Regions from separate parts of the Homo sapiens genome. Here region 1 is linked to region 2. The links are chromatin contacts, found by Hi-C in ENCODE. All regions are on one chromosome and are shown on one strand. Each heading gives the region's core, a stretch centred on a gene start or an enhancer-like site at or near the end of the contact. The rest is flanking DNA. Distances are from core to core; before and after follow the strand shown.

Region 1 (5,861 bases), core at 1,348-3,847, 490 kb before region 2:
AAATACAATTAAATCCATTAATAGCCACAGGAGTTTTTATGTTCCCAGAGGACCTTGGTTTCCAGAGTTGCTTATTCATTTTCATCCACAGCAAAAGCAGTGCATGGGAGAGATGACAGAATGCTGTCAACTACTTTCTACATATTTTAACTCTGAGGACATAATTTCATAAACAATAGACTTAAGGCATATTACACTGCCCCATTCCATCGCCTGTGATTTAAAGTACCAAACAAAAACCTGCTTGTGAAGACAATGTAAAAGGTGGCTGATATGAGAGCTGCTGCAGTATAAATATTATACCATCATATTCATAGTTTCACTGACACTCCTCAAAGATGTGAAGGTCATGATTTCTATGAACATAGATGCTCAGACATTTTATTTTATATTTTTTGAAACAGAGTTTTGCTCTTGCTGCCCAGGCTGGAGTGCAATGGCATGATCTTGGCTCACTGCAACCTCTGCCTCTCGGGTTCAAGCGATTCTCCTGTCTCAGCCTCCCAAGTAGCTGAGATTACAGGCGACCGCCACACGCCCGGCTAATTTTTTTGTATTTTTAGTAAAGATGGAGTTTCACCATGTTGGCCAGGTAACTCCTGACCTCAGGTAATCCACCCACCTCGGCCTCCCAAAGTGCTGGGATTACAGGCGTGAGCCACAGCGCCCGGCCTGATGCGCAAACATTTTACAAACAAACATTTTATCTATCTTCATAACAAATGAGGTGTTTTTTTGTTTGTTTTTTTTTAAGGTGGCCAGACATAGTGGCTCACACCTGTAATCCCAATACTTTGCGAAGCTGAGGTGAGAGGATCACTTGAGGCCAGGGCAACATGGCAAAACCCCATCTCTATAAATAATTTAAAAATTAGCCGGGTATGGTGATGTGGACCTTTACTTGGAAGACTGAGGTTAGAGGATCACTTGAGTCCAGGAATTCGAGGCTGCAGTGAGCTATGATTGTACCACTGCACTCCAGCCTGTGGGACAGAGTAAGACTGTCTCAAAAACAAACAAACAAACAAAACCAAAAAACTAAAGAAAGCAGTTGTGCCCCATGTACCAGTCTACACTCTTCATTAAGCCCTGATGTTTACCATGAGAATCCATTCATCATTAAGATCCAGATTCAAGGAAATGTTAATCTGTGTTTTATACATTCTTAAAGAAGAACCAGAAACAAGTAAATATAATTGTAGATTTCCAACCAAAATGGAAAAATAAAGTCCTGATGCTTATTAAAGGTGAAAATTAACATACACCCAAAGATCTACATGTTTCAGGAGAGACCACAAATGTATTATCAGGTTTCTCCTGTAAAAGTAGAATGTAGTTTTTCTATGGCTTGAGACACAAAAAGGAAAACTTAAAAAGACAAGAGAAAAAAAAATTAACTACATTTAAACCCTCATTTTCCTAGGAGTTGCTCAGTTTTCACCGGTGACAAATGGCAAGCTGTAAACCGGTTCAGTTGCTCTTCTGCTGCCAAACCAGGGCTAAAGAAGTCAGCAGGTAAAACAGGGAAGCTGTCAAGTCAAGCTGGCTCAAAACAAAGCTGTGGTTTGCAGGCGGGGCCTGTACCATCTCTTCCGTTCATATAAGCTGGCAGGATGTAGAAACAGGATCCCGACCCAGCCACTGCTTCAGAGAACCAAAATATTTTGTTTTGACTTTGTAGTCTAATAAGCTTGGGGTTTGGCAGGATCTGTGCCTCAGGTGAACCCAAGACCTTGTGATGGTCCCACCGAGGAAATCTGAATATTACCCTAATTCTAGAAAGAAAGCATGTTTGTTTTGTTTGTTTTGTTTGTTTTGTTTTGGTTGGGGGGGGCAGGGAAGACGGAGAAATTAGGTTGACAAGAAAAACAGCAACAGTAATAGCTGATATTAAGTGCTTTCTATGTTGCCACACACACGATTAACATGTGTTAATAACAAAATTAACCTTATTTAATTCTGATGATAATCCTGTGAGACAGGGACTTTTCTTTTCTTTCTTTCTTTTTTCTTTTTTTTTGAGACAGGGTCTTGATCTGTCGCTCAGACTGGAGTGCAGTAGTGCGAACACAGCTCACTGAATTCTTGACTTCCTGAGCTCACACAATCCTCCAGCCTCAGCCTCCCAAGTAGCTGGGACCACAGGCGTGTGCCACCAAGCCCAGCTAATTTTTTTTTCTATTTTTTGTACAGACGGGGTCTCCCTATGTTGCCCAGGCTGGTCTCGAACTCCTGGGCTCAAGCAATCCTTCCACCTCAGCCTCCCAAATTGCTGGGGTTATAAGTATGAGCCACCACACTCAGCAGGGACAATTATTATGCCCATTTACAGATGAGAAAAGTTGAAGCATTATAGAGGTTAAAAACTTGTCCAGAGTCACTCAAATAGTAAAATCTGACCTGACTGGCTCCAGAACCCACACTCACAGCCACTATACCACACAGCCTCTCGCTGTCTATGATGGAAATTGAGCAGTGTTTTGTAATTCCAGCTGGCAAAGAATAAGGCATTAAATATTATTTGTCAGCTATGAGAACCAGACAGGGCTTGGGGGACCAAGTTTAAACACAGAAACGGCTCTGGTGTCTGGCAATCATGAGTCATGAGACAAATTCCAGCCCCGCCCACTTTTAAACTGTGTAGTCTTAAAAAAATGCCTTCACCTCACAGGGCCTCAATTTTCCCTTCTGAGAAAAGGGATCGTAGCACCTGGCTCTGGCAGTTTTGTGGCACACAGTAAATGCTCTGGTCATCAGCTTCACTGCAGCGAGCATCAGCGCAACTGTCACCTTACCAGAGGCCCTCCCTCACCAAGACAGCCTTTCCCCCCACACTCAGTTCCCCACCACACTATTCTTTGTGACCCTACTCGCTATCTGACCATTTATCACAGATATAACAATATAATTGTTCCTCATCTGTCACCCCCACCAGAAAGCACACCCCGGGAGAGAATGGACTTTGTCAGCCTGTCTGCTGCTGCTTCTCCAGAGCCTAGATCAGTGCTTGGCACACAGAAACACTCAGTAAATATTTGGTGAATGGATGAATTGTGCATAACAGATAGTCATTCAATAAACATTATAAAACACTATAGGAAAATCAGTGTCATTGATTTGACAAATGTAGTTATTGAGCATCTATAAAGTAACTAAATAAAGGAACAAGATTATTTCCAGTAATGGCGAGTAGGTGTGAAGTAGCTTTATAAACTCCCAGAAGGGGTTGGGCAGGTGAGGACAGCCTTCCAAGGTAGCAGGTCAGTGAAGAGCTGAATGATACCCAGGAGCTAGTCTCAGCGATCCAAGGATCCAGGGAAAGGGTATCACAGGTAGAGGGAACAGCAAGTGCAAAAGCCCTAAGGCGAGGGTGACCCACCGCAGGAACAAGGGGAGAACGCAAAGGTGAGGTCAAAGACATGGGAAGGGGCTGCATCGTTTAGCATCTCCTGAACCATGAAAAGGGGATCTTTTTTAAGTATGACGGAAAGTTACTGGATGGTGTCTCTTATCTTCACCCACTAGAATGCAGACTTCATGAGATCAAGGATTTTGCTTGCGGCACATATCAGCTGGTCTATAAGCTTTTGCTGAATGAATGAACTGGAAGATTATAGAGGGGGTGTGACAAGTTCTGATTTTCATTTTAAAATATCACTCTGAACTGCCACTAGTGGTTACTTTCTGGGAAGGACTAAGGTGGCAGAGGTTGGGAGGGATTACAATGCAATGTGTTTGAGAGGTACCATAAAACAGAAAAACAGAAGGGAAAAGCTGCTCCCTAAACCCTGAAGCCATTTGGTGTTTGTAAACAAGAGGCAGGAAAAGGTTAGTGAGGAGGGATCAGTAAATGATGACTGATGCCCCAAGCCTTAGTGTGTTCTAAACTTTTTTTTTTTTTACCCAGACCTTTTCCCAGCAATAAACTATTAAAAAAAAAAAAAAAAAACCTGCTACAAAGAATGTCTCACCTACCAAGAGGAACAAAAGAAAACTCACAGACAGATACAGAAGTGCACATACTCACACACAAACACACACAATGTTTCAGAAAAACAACTGAAAAGAGGCTGGGCGGTGGCTCACGCCAGTAATCTGCTGACGCGGGCTTGAGGTCAGGAGTTCAAGACTAGCCTGGCCATCATGGTGAAAGCCTGTCTCTACTAAAAATACAAAAATTAGTCGGGCATGGTGGTATGCACCTGTAATCCCAGCTACTTGGGAGGCTGAGGCTGGAGAATCACTTGAACCCGGGAGACAGAGGTTGCAGTGAGCCAAGATAGCGCCACTGCACTCCAGCCTGGGCAAGAGAGCAAGACTCTGTCTCAAAAAGAAAAAGAAAAGAAAACAGCTGAAAAGAAAAAACGCCTTCCTATATCTCAGCACAATAACCAGCCTAGCCTGGGTGCGGTGGCTTACGCCTATAATCCCAACACTATGGTAGGCTGAGGCGGGAGGATTGCTTGAGCCCAGGAGTTTGAGATCAGCCTGGGCAGCATAGTGGGACCTTGTCTCTGCAAAAAATTAAAAAGTTAGCAGGGCATGTTGGCATGTGCCTGTGGTTCCAGCTACTTGGGAGTCTAAGGAGGGAGGATCACTTGAACCCAGGAGGTTGAGGCTGAACAGAGTGAGCTGTGTTCATGCCACTGCATTCCAGTTTGGGCAACAGAGTGAGAGCCTATCTCAAAATCAAAAACAAAATAACCAGTCTAAAATCCTTCAGAGACAATTAACATGCCAGTCATACCCAAAATGTTAGCTGGGGGAAATCCTACTCATAATAAAGTTTTGAGAGGTAGTTTGGAAAACTAGTTTAGAAAGAAATCACATAACCACTAATGTGTCCAAAAGATCTGTCATTTGGAGGAGTTACACAGACTACAAAGAAGGGAACAGGTGTTACAGTAGGGAGCAAATTTAAGGCGTCACTCCTTTCACATCTACCTATATTTATACGAGGTCACTAAAAAACATACACAGCAAATTACCCACATCACAATTTCTAAGACGCATACAGTTCTAAAAAGTGTTTTTGCCAAAATGACCTGTGGATACCACTGTATTTACAAAACTAAAAGTACTGAAAGTGTTGAAAGGATGAAGGGAGCCCAGGTTGATCTGAGAGTGGACACAGATCATTACTCACAAGGAGAAAAGAGGAAGAACGATATTTGAGATTCAGAAAAATTGTTGAAGCTAGCACTAAACTCAAATATTCCAACCTTTGTTGTACCTTAAAAACCTTACAGTTGGCCAGGCATGGTTGCTTACAACTGTAATCCCAGCACCTTGGGAGGCTGAGGTAGGTGAATCACCTGAGGTCAGGAGTTCGAGACCAGCCTGGCCAACATGGTGAAACCCCGTCTCTACTAAAAATACAAAATTATCCATGCATGGTGGTGCATGCCTGGAATCCCAGCTACTCGGGAGGCTGAGGCAGGAGAATTGCTTGAACCTCGGAGGCGGAGGTTTCCGTGAGCCGAGACTGCGCCTTTACACTCCAGCCTAGGTGACAAGAGCAAAACTCCGTCTCAAAAAAAAAAAAAAAACAAACTTACAATTTAAAAGGATCTGCACAAAATTAAATAAACAAACCTGCCATCAACACTATTTTATCACCTATGCCTCACCATCTACCTCAACACAAGGAAAGTAATGACTTAGAACATTCTCTATTCACCCATTTTTGTTTGAGACAGGGTCTTACTCTGTTGCCCAGGCTAGAGTACAGGGGCGAGATCATGGCTCACTGAAGCCTCGACCTCCAGAGCTCAAGTGCTCTTCCCACCTCAGCCTCCTGAGTAGCTGGGACCACAGGCGCACGCCACCACACCTGGCTAATTTTGTTTATTTTTTGTGGA
Region 2 (5,884 bases), core at 3,230-5,729:
ATGGGACTTCCCTGAGCCACCGGCCACCATCCCGGGAAGGCCGAGGTCCAGCCTCCGCTGGCCCTGGGAACCTCGAAACCGCACCTTCCGGCTTAGGATGGCAGAGCCGCCCGCCTCAGCCTCGGCGCACTCCCCTCCGCCTATTGAGAGCCCAGGTGGAGCGGAGAAAAGGCCGGCGCTGGGGTAGTCTCGTCCAACTTTATTGCTCTGGAGAACAGGAGGGCAAGCCAGCGCGGGGCGGTAGTGCCCAGGCATCCCTCTCCCCGAGGCCGCCGGCCCGGCCGTGCCGTCGGGGAGGACCCCGCACCCGCCGCGAGCGCGCACACACCCTCGGTGACAAATAAATACGGCGGCCGCCCCGCCCGTGGGGTCGGGGATCCGCCCTGCCCTGTACGGGGAAGGGCGCCGGCGGCCCCTAGCGGACACGCGCGCGGCCTCCGGGACGGCCGGGTCGTCCGCAGCGCAGGCCCGGGGCGGCGGCGGACGCCGGGGACGCGAGAAGTTATGGGCCACCCGGGCCGGCGGCCTCAGCTCAGCACGCAGCGCTCCCGCCGGCTCAACTGCCGGCTCAGCTTGCGGCGCCGCTGTTCCAGGCCGCGCTCCAGGCGCTCGTCCTCCTCCAGGGCGCTGGGGAGAACGGGTTCGAGTCAGCGCTCCGTTGGGCGGGGTCCACACGCAGCCCTCTGCGGGAGCAAGTCCCGGACCCTCCCAACTCCCAGCGCCGCCCAGCGCCACTCACATCCGCTCCTTGTGGTCCAGGTCCCGGACTAGCTCATCGCGCTGGTTCACCAGCGACACCAGCTCCTCCAGTAGGAGCTGCTCTCGGTGCTGCTGAGCGGACGTTTTCTGCCAGTCTGAGGGTCGAAGCGGCTAAGCGTCAGGAGGCGCGGGCCCAGGGCTGTGCCGCCTCCACCCTGGCTCTGTCTTGCCTCCCGGCCCCTGAGCCCATGTCCCACCTTCGATGGCCAGCATGGCCCGCAGCTCGCGGCTCAGCAGCTCGAACCTTCGCTCCAAGTCCTGCTCCTCCATGCTGGAAGGTGGCGGGGGGTGGGTGGCGGGGGGGTGGCAGTTCAGGAAAAGGGGCGTAGGGAGAGAGTGCCCAGGGCTCTGGCCACTCCCTGACCCCATCCCACCTCCCCAGCAGTTCCCGAGGGCAGGGCTGACCGCAGAGCTATCCTCTAGTCTCCAGACCACATTATCGCTTTTCTTCTGTTTTCTCCAATTGCTGGGTGTTTGTGTTGCTCCTCCCACACACCCCCCAGAAGGACCCCCGAAGGATTATTTGGATGAACAGTACTCATAAACAGGAAGCACTGGCTACAGTTATTCTGAAAAATCCCAAACGCAAAAGGGAGGCAAAGCTGTCTCCACCCTGCAGGATGACAAAGGCAATGGCCGCAGAGTGGCTTCGGACCCCACATGGGAACCAGATCAGATCTCTCTGGGCTTCTGTTTTCCTTACTGTAAAGGCTGGAGTGCAGTGGCACGATCTCGGCTCACTGCAATCTCTCAACCCCAGGAGGGTTCAAGCGATTCTCCTGCCTCAGCCTTCCCAGAAGCTGGAACTACAGGCGCCCGCCACCAGGCCTGGCTAATGTTTTGTATTTTTAGTAGAGACGGGGTTTCACTGTGTTAGCCAGATGGTCTCAATCTCCTGACCTTGTGATCTGCCCGCCTCGGCCTCCCAAAGTGCTGGGATTACAGGCGTGAGCCACCGCGCCCGGCCGGTTTTCTTATTAGTAAAAATAGTTCTAATTTAAGAGTTTTACCCTTAATTTTTGTTTTAATTTTTATTTTTTGAGACAGAGTCTCACTCTTTTGCCCAGACTAGAGTGTAATGGTCTGATCTTGGCTCACTGCAACCTCTGCCTCCCAGGTTCAAGCGATTCTCCTGCCTCAGCCTTCCAAGTTGCTGGGATTACAGGCGCGTGCCACCATACTTGGCTAATTTTTGTATTTTTAGTAGAGATGGGGTTTCACCATGTTGGCTGGTCTTGAACTCCTGACCTCAGATGATCCGCCTGCCTCGGCCTCCCCAGGTGCTGGGATTACAGGCATGAGACACCGTGCCTGGCCAGTTTTACACTTTAAACAGCAATTTGTTTAGGACAAAAACAGTAAGATGGAAGAGGAATCGTTTGTCAAAAAGATCTCTGTAGGAATAAGAAAGTAGTGAAGAACTCTAACCAAAGTAGCTAAGAGTCCCTCTGCTCTCCTGGCCCGGGGCCAGCACTCACAGCAGCTGCAGCTGGTCCTGCCTCCGGATGAGAGCGTTCTTCTTGTTGACCAGGGTGAACCACTCCTGGATCAGCACCTCCTCCTGCAGCTTGTTGGCACCTGCATTGGACAGGGACAGTCACCAGGCCTGCCCCCTGCCCCGTGTCAGGGTAGGGCAGCTGGGGGTTGGGGGAGGGGGTTTGCTCCCTTGTGACATCCCAGAAGCCAGAACTGTGTGCCTCGAGGAAGCCACTTCAGGGCCTCAGCATGCCTGGCTGTAAAATGGGAACGCTGATGCCAGCCGTGCCTCCTCCCAGCTCCTCCCAAGGTCAGGAACAGCTGCAGGGCTGGACAGACCTAGTGGCATGTGTTGGGGAAGGGATCCCTAGATGTATGCCCCACCTGACTCCATGAGGCTCCTCAGCTGCATCTCCACCTCAGCCGCCCGCCCATCTATCTGCCTCTGCTCCTGTTCCAGGGCCTGCAGCTCTGCACACACGTACTGACTTGTGTCCTGGAACCGTTGCTGGGGGTGGAAAAGGCAGAGAACAGGGTGGACTCAGCCCAGGCCCTGAATAGGTGGTGCTCACCCATCAGCTCCTCCCACTTAGCCCTCCTTACCAGCCCAGCCTCCTCCCCTGGGCTTGGGGGTGGTTCCTCCGAGGGGGAACTCCCACCTGCAGACAGAGATGATGATAAGGCACCCCCTAACCACCACCCACCCCCAGGAAGTCCCCAGTCCAGGCTTTGTGAGCAGCCTGAACTGAGATGGTCACCACTCCTGCTACTCACCAGGGGGCTGTTGAGAGTCTGCAGCTGTGGGTGGGCCTGGGGCAGGGCTGGGGTCAGGGGCCTGGCCTTCCTGTGGAAGAAGGGGCCAGTGAGGGCTGGGAGGGGTTTCCCACCAGCCTGGGCCTGGGGCCAGCCAGAGCCACTCATACAGAGGGGAGGAGGGGTCCTTGACCCCAGCTCCTGCCCGCCCCTGCCCCTCCTCTAGTCCTGCATGCACAGAACCCCCGGGCCCACCTCCTTCCAAGAGAAATGCCTCCTCAAGCAAAGGCCACAGCCTTCATCCTTCCTGGCCCTGTGGCCCTGGGCCCATCCACACCCAGGCTCCGAGCCTCCCAATTCCCCTCCTGGGGCTGGGCTGAGCTCCGGCCTCACAGGATGAGAGCCTGTGAAGGGCCCAGCCCAGGCCTTTCCTCCCTACTCTCTTTTTTTGAGATGGAGATTCGCTCTGTCGCCCTGGCTGGAGTGCAGTGGCAGGATCATGGCTCACTGCAACCTCCACCTCCTGGTTCAGGTGATTCTCCTGCCTCAGCCTCCCAAGTAGCCACCCGCCATCACGCCCAGCTAATTTTTGTATTTTTAGTAGAGACGGGGTTTCACCATGTTGGCCAGGCTGGTCTCGAACTCCTGACCTCAGGTGATCTGCTCACTTTGGCCTCCCAAAGTGCTGGGATTACAGGTGTGAGCCACCACGCCCGGCCTCGACTCCTCTTCCATGGAATTCCCTCAGGCCACCTCTGACTTCTGTCACCTAGTGCTGGCTTCTCCGTCATGGCCAGGGCCCCATGCAGTGACCATTGCACTGCCCCACATGGCCCCATCCGTGTGACCCAGCCCAGCCCTGCCTCCTGCAGAGGCCCCACCAGGCTCCCTCCCCTTCTGTCCTCAGGGCTCCCCAGACCTGGACCCTCCTGAGCCAGCACCTCCACCTCCTGGCCAAAAGGGGGTGCCCTGCTGCCTTTTCAGTTCCCACACCCAGGAGCGGCTGCTGCATGCTCACACACACAGGACAAGCCAGGCTGGCTGGATCTTTGAATTTTAGCTTGGAAGGGCAGGGCTGACCCCATGTACCTGCCCGCCCCTAGTGACTTGTTGGGACTGTCAGCCCTGGGGGTCCCCAACTTTCGACTCAGCTGATAGCCTGGCCCCTCAACTGCTCCTGCCCTGGCCCCCCACATCTGGGTCATCTGACCTGTGTCGGGGTCATGGGGCAGGGACAGTGGTTGACCTGCCCGTGTCCACTCCCACCTGTACCTCTCTCAGAGGCAGCCCTGGACATCCCTGGCTCAGAGGCAATCCTCTCTGGCCTGGGGCAGTGGTGACTTCCCCACCAGCCACCACCATGGCCTGCCTGCTGACTCAAGCTGAAACTGAGAGGCCTCTCTGACACCTTCACCCCCGGTGTAACTGTTTCACATCTCTCCTCAGCCCCCCAGCCTCATGCCAAAGCCTCAGGCGGCCCCAGCCTCAATGTTCCTACCACCCTGAGCCACGCCTAGACACCGCCCCCTGGCCACAGTGGCCGACTTTCAGTTCCCAAAATAGCTTTCTCAGCCTGGAGTCAGCTTCCATCTTGGGCTGCCTGGTACCAACGTGACCTCCACGACCCAGCCCAGCCCTACTTCCTCCAGAGACCCCCCTGCCGGGGCCCCCACACTCTTCCCGCCTCCCTCCCTGACTTCCATGTCTCCAGAAGCCTCCTCTGATCCCCAGGCTGGGCAGATGCTGCTCCCATGGCCTCCCCCATCACAGCTCCAACCCCCACTCACCCCGTCACAGCTGCTGGTTTCCCATGTCTCCCCCTTATACAGAGCTGGGCCCAAAAAATACAGTCAAGGTACACTGACTAATAACAGCAGCTAATATCTACCAAGTGTTTCTGTGCCGGGCACTTAAAGCACTTTATGTGCACTGACTCACTGAATCCTCCCAACAGCCCTGTGAGGCAGGGACCACGACCCTCCCCACTTTACAGATGAGGAAACTGAGGGTCAGAGATGAGGCTCCTAAAGGGTCTGGTCTAGGGCCCAGGGTTGTCTAACCCAGCAGTTTGTTCCCAAGCTTGGCCACCAACTTGCTGTGTGCCTTGGGGCCAGTCACACCCTTGGGGCCTCTGTTTGTGTCCTTGTATGTAAAATGGGAGAAAGCCCAGCCCTGTGTGACCTGGGAGCTGCAGGGCTTCTAGAAAGGAATCTAGGGAAACACACATCTCCCCTTTTTTGACAGCAACTTGCAGGGGGCCTCAATGCCACCTTGCAAAATGCTTTCATACACACCCTAAGAGTCCATGGGCAGGCCAGGCACATAAAGAGTGCTGAGCTGACGGGACAGGCAGAAGCAGGAGAGTGGAGAAATCCAGCCTCAGCAGCGCAGAGCTTCCGCATGCCAGGCCTCGTGGGAATTCCAGTGCTTCCTCATGTCTAACTCAAATTCCTCTTTTTTTTTTTTTTTTGAGACGGAGTCTTGCTCTGTTGCCAGGCTGGAGTGCAGTGGCACAATCTCGGCTCACTGAGACCTCCGCCTCCGGGGTTCAAACAATTCCCCTGCCTCAGCCTCCTGAGTAGCTGGGACTACAGGCCTGTACCACCATGCCCGGCTAATTTTTTGTATTTTATTAGAGACGGGGTTTCACCATGTTGGCCAGGATGGTCTTGATCTCCTGACCTCGTGATCTGCCCACCTCTGCCTCCCAAAGTGCTGGGATTACAAGTATGAGCCACGGTGCCCGGCCTCAAATTCCTCTTTCAATACCCTCATGCCTGGCCCCTCCTCCAGGAAGACCAGGACTTTGGGAGCTCCCAAGGGCCGGGCCAGGCCAGACCACCTCCCACTGCACACAATGGGCATGGGGGAGGGGGGTGGCCAATGAGGAGTCCCC

Evidence for each region. A loop is a pair of places that touch in the nucleus more often than their neighbours do. Pooled maps may share reads with other maps.
Region 1: a loop to region 2 is called in a pooled map, with 5 times the contacts of the local background. The contact joins two enhancer-like sites. A Hi-C loop is called at or near these places in 2 of 50 pooled maps.

Annotation. Positions count from the first base shown.
Region 1 is chr11:66,077,392-66,083,252 of GRCh38, reverse strand. The region is part of intron 1 of PACS1 (phosphofurin acidic cluster sorting protein 1); the gene reads right to left. Among named protein-coding and RNA genes, the nearest start is that of PACS1, 10 kb to the right of the region's middle. RefSeq lists enhancers at 2,741-2,790, 5,064-5,183. Within about 2 kb of position 2,597, at least 14 of the 41 ENCODE cell types and tissues checked have a DNase peak (open chromatin) inside an H3K27ac peak, as active enhancers do.
Region 2 is chr11:65,586,946-65,592,829 of GRCh38, reverse strand. It overlaps EHBP1L1 (EH domain binding protein 1 like 1), which reads right to left. Exons shown (of 19, transcript NM_001099409.3): 13 at 3,010-3,079; 14 at 2,839-2,894; 15 at 2,620-2,743; 16 at 2,238-2,337; 17 at 957-1,030; 18 at 740-854; 19 at 180-627. The coding sequence ends at 528. Among named protein-coding and RNA genes, the nearest start is that of KCNK7, 5.9 kb to the left of the region's middle. RefSeq lists enhancers at 3,203-3,704, 3,837-4,356, 4,264-4,463, 4,357-4,877. Within about 2 kb of position 4,479, at least 24 of the 41 ENCODE cell types and tissues checked have a DNase peak (open chromatin) inside an H3K27ac peak, as active enhancers do.